Regions from separate parts of the Homo sapiens genome. Here region 1 is linked to region 2. The links are chromatin contacts, found by Hi-C or POLR2A ChIA-PET in ENCODE. All regions are on one chromosome and are shown on one strand. Each heading gives the region's core, a stretch centred on a gene start or an enhancer-like site at or near the end of the contact. The rest is flanking DNA. Distances are from core to core; before and after follow the strand shown. Region 1 overlaps ATP8B1 (ATPase phospholipid transporting 8B1). Region 2 overlaps ATP8B1 (ATPase phospholipid transporting 8B1).

Region 1 (4,052 bases), core at 761-3,260, 42 kb after region 2:
TAATATGATTCTTTTAGGAAAACAGATTTACTGTCTAAATGATACCTGGCTCAGATTAATTCTAGTTTGTCTCTTTTTTTTTTTTTTTTTTTTTTTTTTTGAGACAGAGTCTCACTCTTGTTGCCTAGGCTAAAGTGCAATGGTGCAATCCTGGCTCACTGCAAACTCGCCTCCTGGGTTCAAGCAATTCTCGTGGCTCAACCTCCCGAGTAGCTGGGATTACAGGCACCCACCACCATGCCCAGCTAATTTTTTTATTTTTAGTAGCGACAGGGTTTCACCATGTTGGTCTGGCTGGTCTCAAACTCCTGAGCTCAAGTGATCTGCCTGCCTCAGCCTCCCAAAGTGCTGGGATTACAGGCGTGAGCCACGGTGCCCGGCCTAGTTTGTCTTTTCTAAAGATGCACTGGCTGAAGGGAGGCGGGGACGTTCCTAGAAGTATGATGGGTGACAGAGAACACACTATTCAGGTTAAGAATGCTCTACAGAGAGACTATAAAGTAGAAACTGTAAAGATTACAGGGGAAAGAGGGCATCTGATGGAACGCAGGCATGGATAAGATAATATTTATATATCTTTATGTTTAACAAAAGTTCTAACATGCTTACTGTGGTCCTTTGAAACTGATGACAGGCACACAACAGGGTGGACACATATGGTTTAACAAACAAGTCTTTTTTATGTATTTATTTCCTTTAATAATATAGAAAGACTGTGGGGAATAAGAACTTTAAAAATATCGAATATGCCTGGTAGATGCTGCCTTAAGTGAAGCAAGACTCCTGATATTCACAAGAAGAGACAATATAAAAGGAAATTGAAGACCGGGCATAGTGGCTCATACCTGCAATCCCAGCAATTTGGGAGGCCAAGGCAGGTGGATCACTTGAGGTCAGGAGTTCAAAACCAGCCTGGCCAACATAGTGAAACCCTATCTCCACTAAAAATACAAAAATTAGCCAGGCATGGTGGCACGCGCTTGTAATCCCAGCTACTCAGGTGGCTGAGGCAGGAAAATTGCTTGAACTGGGAGGCAGAGGTTGCAGTGAGCTGAGATCGCGCCACTGAACTCCAGCCTGGGTGGCAGAGTGAGACCCCGTCTTAAAAAAAAAATAAAAATAATAAAGGAAATTAAGCATTGAAGAAAACACAGAAGCCGTCTCCTCTACCATACATCGAAGGGCGCATGGTGACAGAGCTGTTGTCATTTCAACAGTATTTCTGGGCTTCCCCTGTTCTCTACATCCTTGCTACTTGAAAAAGAAAGAGTGAGCAGAGGACATAACTCAGGAGGGACTCCTACTTTAATTTTTACTGGGGTGGGCAGAGACTACGCTGAAGAAATGACATTTGGGCCAAAAGGCAAAAGATAAGGAGCCTTTCAGAGGAAGAGCTTTTCAAGCGAGAAAGCAGCAAATCTGAAGTTCCTGGGACAGGAAGGGACTCGTCATGCTTCAGAAACTGAAGGAGAAAAAGAATGGAATTTGCAGGGGGAAGCCGGGGTCAGGGCGGGCTGGGCATAGAGAGCTGTGGAGAGAAGGTAGCTGTTGTTAAAACCACAGCATGAGCTACTGCAAGGGTTGGCAGGATCTGAGTGGGTGCTCTGGTTTGGAAGGGGCAGGGTAGAAGTGTAGCCCTCATGTAAGAAGGCTACTGGAATGGTCCAGGAGAGGGAGGATGACAGCTTGAACCTCGCGGATGGCAGCGGAGATAGAGGTTATCAGGTGGAGTCAAGGTCTTCCAGAGGTAGAAGCAACAGGCCTTGGAGACGGATTGGAAATGAAAGCAGGGTGCAGTCTGGAAGAGAAAGGGGTCAGAGATCAAGTCCAGGCTTAAGCCAGAAGGCTTAAGCACCAGCTAGAGGGGTATCATCTTCTCAACTGATGTCAGAGTTCAATGCTCGAGGTGCTGTGTTTAGGGGCATGCAGGAGAGTATTATGAAACGTGCAGGAGAGTATTATGAAACGTGCCTATGACTAAGTCCTGCGAAACCGTAGCATTTTAAGAGGACTCCTACCCGTGGTTTAGGGTAGAATTCCTCAGCCTCAACCCTAGTGACGTTTTGGGTAAGATACTTCTTTGTTGTAGAGGCTGAGCTGCATATTGTAGGATATTTAGAAGTATCCCTGGCCTTGACCACTGGACGCTTGTAGCATCCTGAATTGTGACAACTTAAAATGTTCCCCAGGGAGCAAAAGTCACATCTGGTTGACTAAGTTAAGTATACTTTTACAAAGTCTTTAATAAACTGGTGCCGGTCTTCTGTCTCAAAAAGTTCACGGGCAGGCCAGAGTAAGAGCTTCACAAATCATTTCAATTTTCTCATGTTCCGGCTTTGTTGACAAGCACCTAAAATTGACTTTAAAAAACCAGACCTAGTATTAAGGTGGATGCTGCCTCATCGAATTAGAAAACAATTGGAGTTATACTAACCCCAAAATACACAAGATCTTGAAAAATCTTTATCCTTTGTCTTTTGACAACAACATAAACCCAAAATAGAGCAGTGAGTGGATATAGGTGTTAGCTGGATTTTCCCCTGTATGTAAATATTTCATAGCTCAGAGTTATGGGATGGTGTTTATTTCAAATAACATTTGTAAAAATATCTCTAACCCAAACCAAAATGCCATAAGAGTCCTTTTTTTCCTAAGTAGATGCTTAAAACAAATTCCCGATATTTTTGTTGCATTTCCAAAGTATGGCAGTAAGTATCAAAAGTTAGTGCAAAAATCTTTAAATATCTATTTTTGTTGTTGTTGTTGTTTTGTCTCGTTCTGTTTTGTTTTTTTGAGACGGAGTCTCGCTCTGTTGCCCAGGCTGGAGTGCAGTGGTGCAATCTCAGCTCTCTGCAAGCTCCACCTCCAGGGTTCAAGTGACTCTCCTGCCTCAGCCTCCTGAGTAGCTGGGATTACAGGCGCGTGCCACCATGCCCAGCTAATTTTTGTATTTTTAGTAGAGATGGGGTTTCACCATGTTGGCCAGTCTGGTCTCAAACTCCTCACCTCAAGTGATCCACATGCCTCAGCCTCCCAAAGTGTTGGGATTACAGGCATGAGCCACCGTACCTGGCCGTAAGTATCTATTTGTGTTTGTGACTATTATACTAAGTTATGAAGTCCAAGAAAGAACTTGGTTATTCTCCTCTGGCAGCTTAGTGAAGGAGTAAAAGCCATAAAATTCACTTAATTAGGCCACGGTGGATTCTTTTCATTGTAGAGTCACTATAAAAACAGCCAACAATTATTGGTTCGATGTTGTTCAATGGCCTTCTCTCTCATAAAACATGTGTCTAATAACGGCAGCTAATGCTAGTACCTATCAGTGTGGAAAGGCATGTTTCTGACTTTACTATTTAATGTGTAATTATAGAACAGGTGCTACAATTTAAGAACTGCGCTGGGGGCTGAGCTACAACATGAGTCTTGCCAAGGTGCTATTCTCACCAAGGTGGCCACTAGTGTAAACACAGACAAATAGACCAGCAATGACAATATAGCTCAGGGATGCCACACCCCTAGGCCCACATCTGTCCTGCTTCTCACCTGCTCAAGGTGACAGGACTAAGGAATCCTAACACACCTTTGCTGCCGTGGCTGGACATCACTTCAGAATCCAGCTCGTCAAAAGCCTCTCAGCCAGGGATTCTCAATCTGGAGCAGGCATCAGAATCACCTGGAAGTTTTATTAGGACACTGATTGCTGGGTCTTAACCCCAGAGCTTCTGAGTCAGTGACTCTAGAGTGCAGCCCCCAGTCATGCTGATGTTGCTGGTCCAGGGACCATACTTTGAAAACCAGTGTCTAGGCAACCACCACTGATCAAGCCACATCTGATATAAAAGCTAGCTACCATCTCCGAGATGGTACCACCTATGCTAAGATGAGAATGTACAGGGAACCACTAGAACAAAGGAAGAGTCCCTCACTTTGGTCTGGGAAAGACAAGGAATCAGGAAATCTTCCAGGAGGAGGTAGCACCTCAAGTGATCCACCCATCTCGGCCTCCCAAAGTGCTGGGATTACAGGCGTGAGCCACTGTGCCCAGCCAA
Region 2 (4,198 bases), core at 1,353-3,852:
GATTCAAGTTCTTGCTCTGTCACCTAGGCTGGAGTACACTGGGGTGATCAAGCTCACTGCAGCCTCAATCTCCCAGGCTCAAGTGATCCTCCTGCCTCAGCCTCCTAAGTAGCTGAGACTAAAGGTGTGCACCATCACACCCAGCTAATTTTTTTGGTTTTTAGTAGAGATGAGGTCTTGCTAGTTTGCTCAGGATGCTCTTGAACTCCTGAGGTCAAGCAATCCTCCCTCCTTGGCCTCACAAAATACTGGGATTACAGGCATGAGCTACCATATCCAGCCCCTTTTCCTTCTTTCTTCTTCTTCATTTTCTTTTTTTTAAAATAAGCCTGAGTTCCTGAACCTTGCTGCTTTATTTTTTGAGATGGAGTCTTGCTCTGTTGCCCAGGCTGGAGTACAGTGGCGCGATCTTGGCTCACTGCAACCTCCACTTCCCTGGTTCAAGCAATTCTCCTGCCTCAGCCTCCCAAGTCACGGGGATTACAGGCGTGCACCACCATGCCAGGCTAATTTTTTGTATTTTTAGTAGAGACAGGGTTTCACCATGCTGGCCAGGCTGGTCTTGAACTTCTGATCTTGGGATCCACCCACCTTGGCCTCCCCAAGTGCTGGGATTACAGGCATGAGCCACTGTGCCCAGCTTGAACCTTGCTTCTAACCAATAGAATATGGCGCAGGTAATGGGATGTCACTTCCATGATTAGGTTATAAAAAACCATGACTTCTTGTTGCCAGCCAACTCTTTCCCCTTCCTTGCTTTGGTGAAGCAGCTGCCCTATGGAGAGGCTCACATGGCAAGATGTGAAGTTAGCATTGACCAACAGCCAGCAGGGACTGGAGCCCTCAGTCCAATAGTCCTTAAGGAATGCAGTGAATTTTGCAATCACTACATGAACTTGAAAGCAGATCCTTCCTCAGTCCTGCCTTCAGATGAGACATCAGCTGGGCTGGCACCTTAATTGTAGCCTTGTGAGAAATCCTAATACGGAGAACCCAGTTAAGCTGTGCTCAGACACTTGATTCATGGAAACTGTGAGATAATAAATGCGTGTTGGTTTAAGCTGTTAAGTTTTGGAGTAGCTTGTTACACAGCAATCGACAACCAATACACATACCATTAGTCACAAGCAGTAATTCTAGGGTCAGGCACTCAATGTAGCCACTATTATTTCCAAGTTATTCCAAAGAGCCCCCATCTAAAAGGTAGCAGAAATCTTCTCTATTTTCCTAGTTAGTCCAGACACATGCCACACCCTGTTTGGAGTCTGCCCAGTATTCTTTTATTTACTTATTTGAGACAGAGTCTCACTCTGTCACCCAGGCTGGAGTCCAGTGGTGTGATCTCAGCTCACTGCAACCTCTGCCTCCCAGGTTCAAATGATTCTCCTGCCTCAGCCTTTCCAGTAGCTGGGACTACAAGTGCATGCCACCACACCTGGCTAATTTTTGTATTTTTAGTAGAGACAGGGTTTTACCTTGTTGGCCAGGCTGGTCTTGAACTCCTAACCTCAAGTGATCCACCCACCTCGGCCTCCCAAAGTGCTGGGATTATAGGCATGAGCCACCACGCCTGGCCAATGCTCAGTATTCTTGAAAGTAAAATGACAAACTTGATGACAGTTGTAATTAGATAAAGAATCTCATGAAGCAATAGTAATAAAATGTATCTAAGATCTGCATTAAATTTAAACTTTATACTGTTATAGAAACAGCGTAATTACAGTTCCCAGCAGGAACAGGATTACATTTTTTATTTCCTCCCAAGGCAGGACCTAAAAAATCTAGAAGCCTGGGATAAATAACATAAAACTAAGGTATCAACAGTATCACTGTGGTGGGGACAATTCAGCCAGGATCTTTACATATGATAGAAAAGGCTTCTCTGAGTCCACAGCTTCACCCCCTATTCCTCAGAAAATCCGCCCCAGAGCCCTTTCTCACAAAGGAAGATTGGCTGCCTGGGTGTGGTGGCTCACACCTGTAATCCCAGCACTTTGGGAAGCTGAGGCAGGAGGATCATTTGAGGCCAGGAGTTCAAGACGAGTCTGGGCAATATGGCAAGACCCCATCTCTACAAATAATAATTTAAAGAATTAGCTGGGCACCTGTAGTCCCAGCTACTTGGGAGGCTGAGGCAGAAGGATCGCTTGAGCCCAGGAGCTCAAGGCTGCAGTGAGTTAGGATCTTGCCACTTAACTTCAGGCTAGGTGACAGAGCAAGACCCCATCTCTATAAAAAAAAAAAAAACAAAACAGACTGGTTCTTGTTTCATTCTGTACAACTTCAATGCGGTCATTAGAAAAGGTACAGGGGAAATCTCAAAACCTTGACATTTCAGAGATGAGCAGCTTTTTCATTCCCCTGGCTAAGGTTCAAAGGATTTCTTAGTCCAGCATTGCCATGGGCTCACAGCATTTCCTAGTAATATTATATTTCTTCTTATCCATAAAAGGCAGCCCCTTCCAGGACAAAGGATTTTTCATACAGATTGTCTCATGCAATTGTCATGGAATTATGCTGAGGCATGTCGCCAGGCAATGTCATTACCTTCTTACTAATGAAAAAACTGAGGTGGTTTCAAAGCTTGCCCAGGGTGATTTAGCTCCTAGCTATTCAGGCCCTTTCCACACATATCCCAGCTCTGTGCTCTCTGTGGTACAGTGAACGCATCGTAGATTCAGATTGGAATTCAAGCTCTGCCCAGGAAGCATCAGAGCCTGCTCTCCACTCCCAACATCACCTACTTCCCTCCCTTCCCCACACCTACTAACAACATCATTAGTCACAAGAAAACCCTAAGCAAAGGAAGAATTTGACAAGCAAAAAATATCAAACTTTGAGGTCTACAGGCAGATCTATCCTACACCAGTGAATTCTAAAATGTAAAATGCTTCCCAATGTATGCCGCTGAAGAGTGAAGTGAGAGCAATCATTATTTCCTAGACGGTTTTTGAGCTGGGCAACCTGGGAGTCACAGAGGTGAGCAAGAACTTGGGGTGGGTGGGAGAGAGATATTAAGGAACTAAAAAAACCTCAGAGGCAGGAAAATGCAATGGAAAGGCCCAGCACCGGCGCAGGTGGGAGATCTGGGGGAAAGAGCAGAGCTGGGGAAAGGTAGTTTTGGAGTCACCTCCAAAAGTAAGGCAGCTCATGCAGCCTTGAGAAGGCTTTATTCCAGGGAGTTAGAGGGCCCATGGAAGGTGTCTGCAAAGGAAAGAAATCTGATCTGCACAGCACTCATCTGACAGGGGGAAGGGTGACTGGGAAGGTGAGAGCCTGGGAGGGAGACTGTTCAAAAGTCACCCTGGAAACAGCATCTCCTTGTCACAGTTTCTTCACCTGGAACACCAAGTGGTTCTACCTTATTACCTCCACCATCACACTCAGCAACAACACTCAGTGCATGAATCTAGCCACAGCAAGAAGAAATACAGGCCTGGGCCGAACGCGGTGGCTCACACCTGTAATCCTAACATTTTGAGAGGCCAAGGTGGGCTGACTGCCTGAGGTCCGGAGTTTGAGACCAGCCTGGCCAAGACAGTGAAACCCCATCTCTACTAAAAATACAAAAATTAGCCAGGCATGGTGGTGTGTGCCTGTAGTCCCAGCTACTTGGGAGGCTGAGGCAGGAGAATCGCTTGAACCCGGGAGGTAGAGGTTGCAGTGAGCCAAGATGGCACCACTCCAGCCTGGGTGACAGAGTGAGACTGTCTCAAAAAAAAAAAAAAAAAAGAAAGAAATACAGGCCTGAACTAGGGTGGTGGCAGCCAGAAAAATGTGCTTAAAATGAAGGCAGGGTGGGGCTGCCATTCTTTTGTCTAGAAAATGAAGGAAAAAAAAAGTAAATAAAAGACTGGGGCTGGTTCCCATAGGATAAGAATGCTGTCATTTCCCCAGATGTTTATTTTGGAGACTCGGCCTCAATCCACAATGTACTTTTATAGTAAATAATGAAAGTTACCAGGAGAAAACCCTGGTTATTTTTACGTTCAAGCGTCATCCTTAGTTGTTAGGGACAATGGCCTCATTTTTACCCCATTACTATTGACTCTATAATTAGGCTTTAAAGTTATATTCATGTTTAAATAATACAAAGTCATAGGAGCTTTATAATTGACAGCTACCTGGAAGCAAACCCTTCAGGGTAAAATAAGTCTGTCAAGCTGAATTAATTTTAATGTTAGAAGAGTCACCAAGC

The links. A loop is a pair of places that touch in the nucleus more often than their neighbours do. ChIA-PET counts read pairs that join two places held with the same protein, here RNA polymerase II (POLR2A). Pooled maps may share reads with other maps.
Region 1: a loop to region 2 is called in a map of endothelial cell of umbilical vein, with 4 times the contacts of the local background. The contact joins two enhancer-like sites. A Hi-C loop is called at or near these places in 11 of 168 maps with a recorded cell type or tissue (MCF 10A, PC-3, aorta and 6 more), 9 of 37 single-sample maps with no recorded cell type and 11 of 50 pooled maps. POLR2A ChIA-PET finds 5 or more read pairs at or near these places in 11 of 52 experiments (A549, AG04449, AG04450 and 8 more).

The regions. Positions count from the first base shown.
Region 1 is chr18:57,782,731-57,786,782 of GRCh38, forward strand. The region is part of intron 1 of ATP8B1 (ATPase phospholipid transporting 8B1); the gene reads right to left. It overlaps LOC124904310 (a long non-coding RNA gene), which reads left to right. Exons shown (of 2, transcript XR_007066388.1): 2 at 1-4,052. Among named protein-coding and RNA genes, the nearest start is that of ATP8B1, 19 kb to the right of the region's middle. Within about 2 kb of position 2,011, at least 8 of the 41 ENCODE cell types and tissues checked have a DNase peak (open chromatin) inside an H3K27ac peak, as active enhancers do; they include ascending aorta and endothelial cell of umbilical vein, where a contact is called at or near this core.
Region 2 is chr18:57,740,594-57,744,791 of GRCh38, forward strand. All of the region lies in intron 1 of ATP8B1 (ATPase phospholipid transporting 8B1), which reads right to left. Among named protein-coding and RNA genes, the nearest start is that of ATP8B1, 61 kb to the right of the region's middle. Within about 2 kb of position 2,603, at least 7 of the 41 ENCODE cell types and tissues checked have a DNase peak (open chromatin) inside an H3K27ac peak, as active enhancers do; they include ascending aorta and endothelial cell of umbilical vein, where a contact is called at or near this core.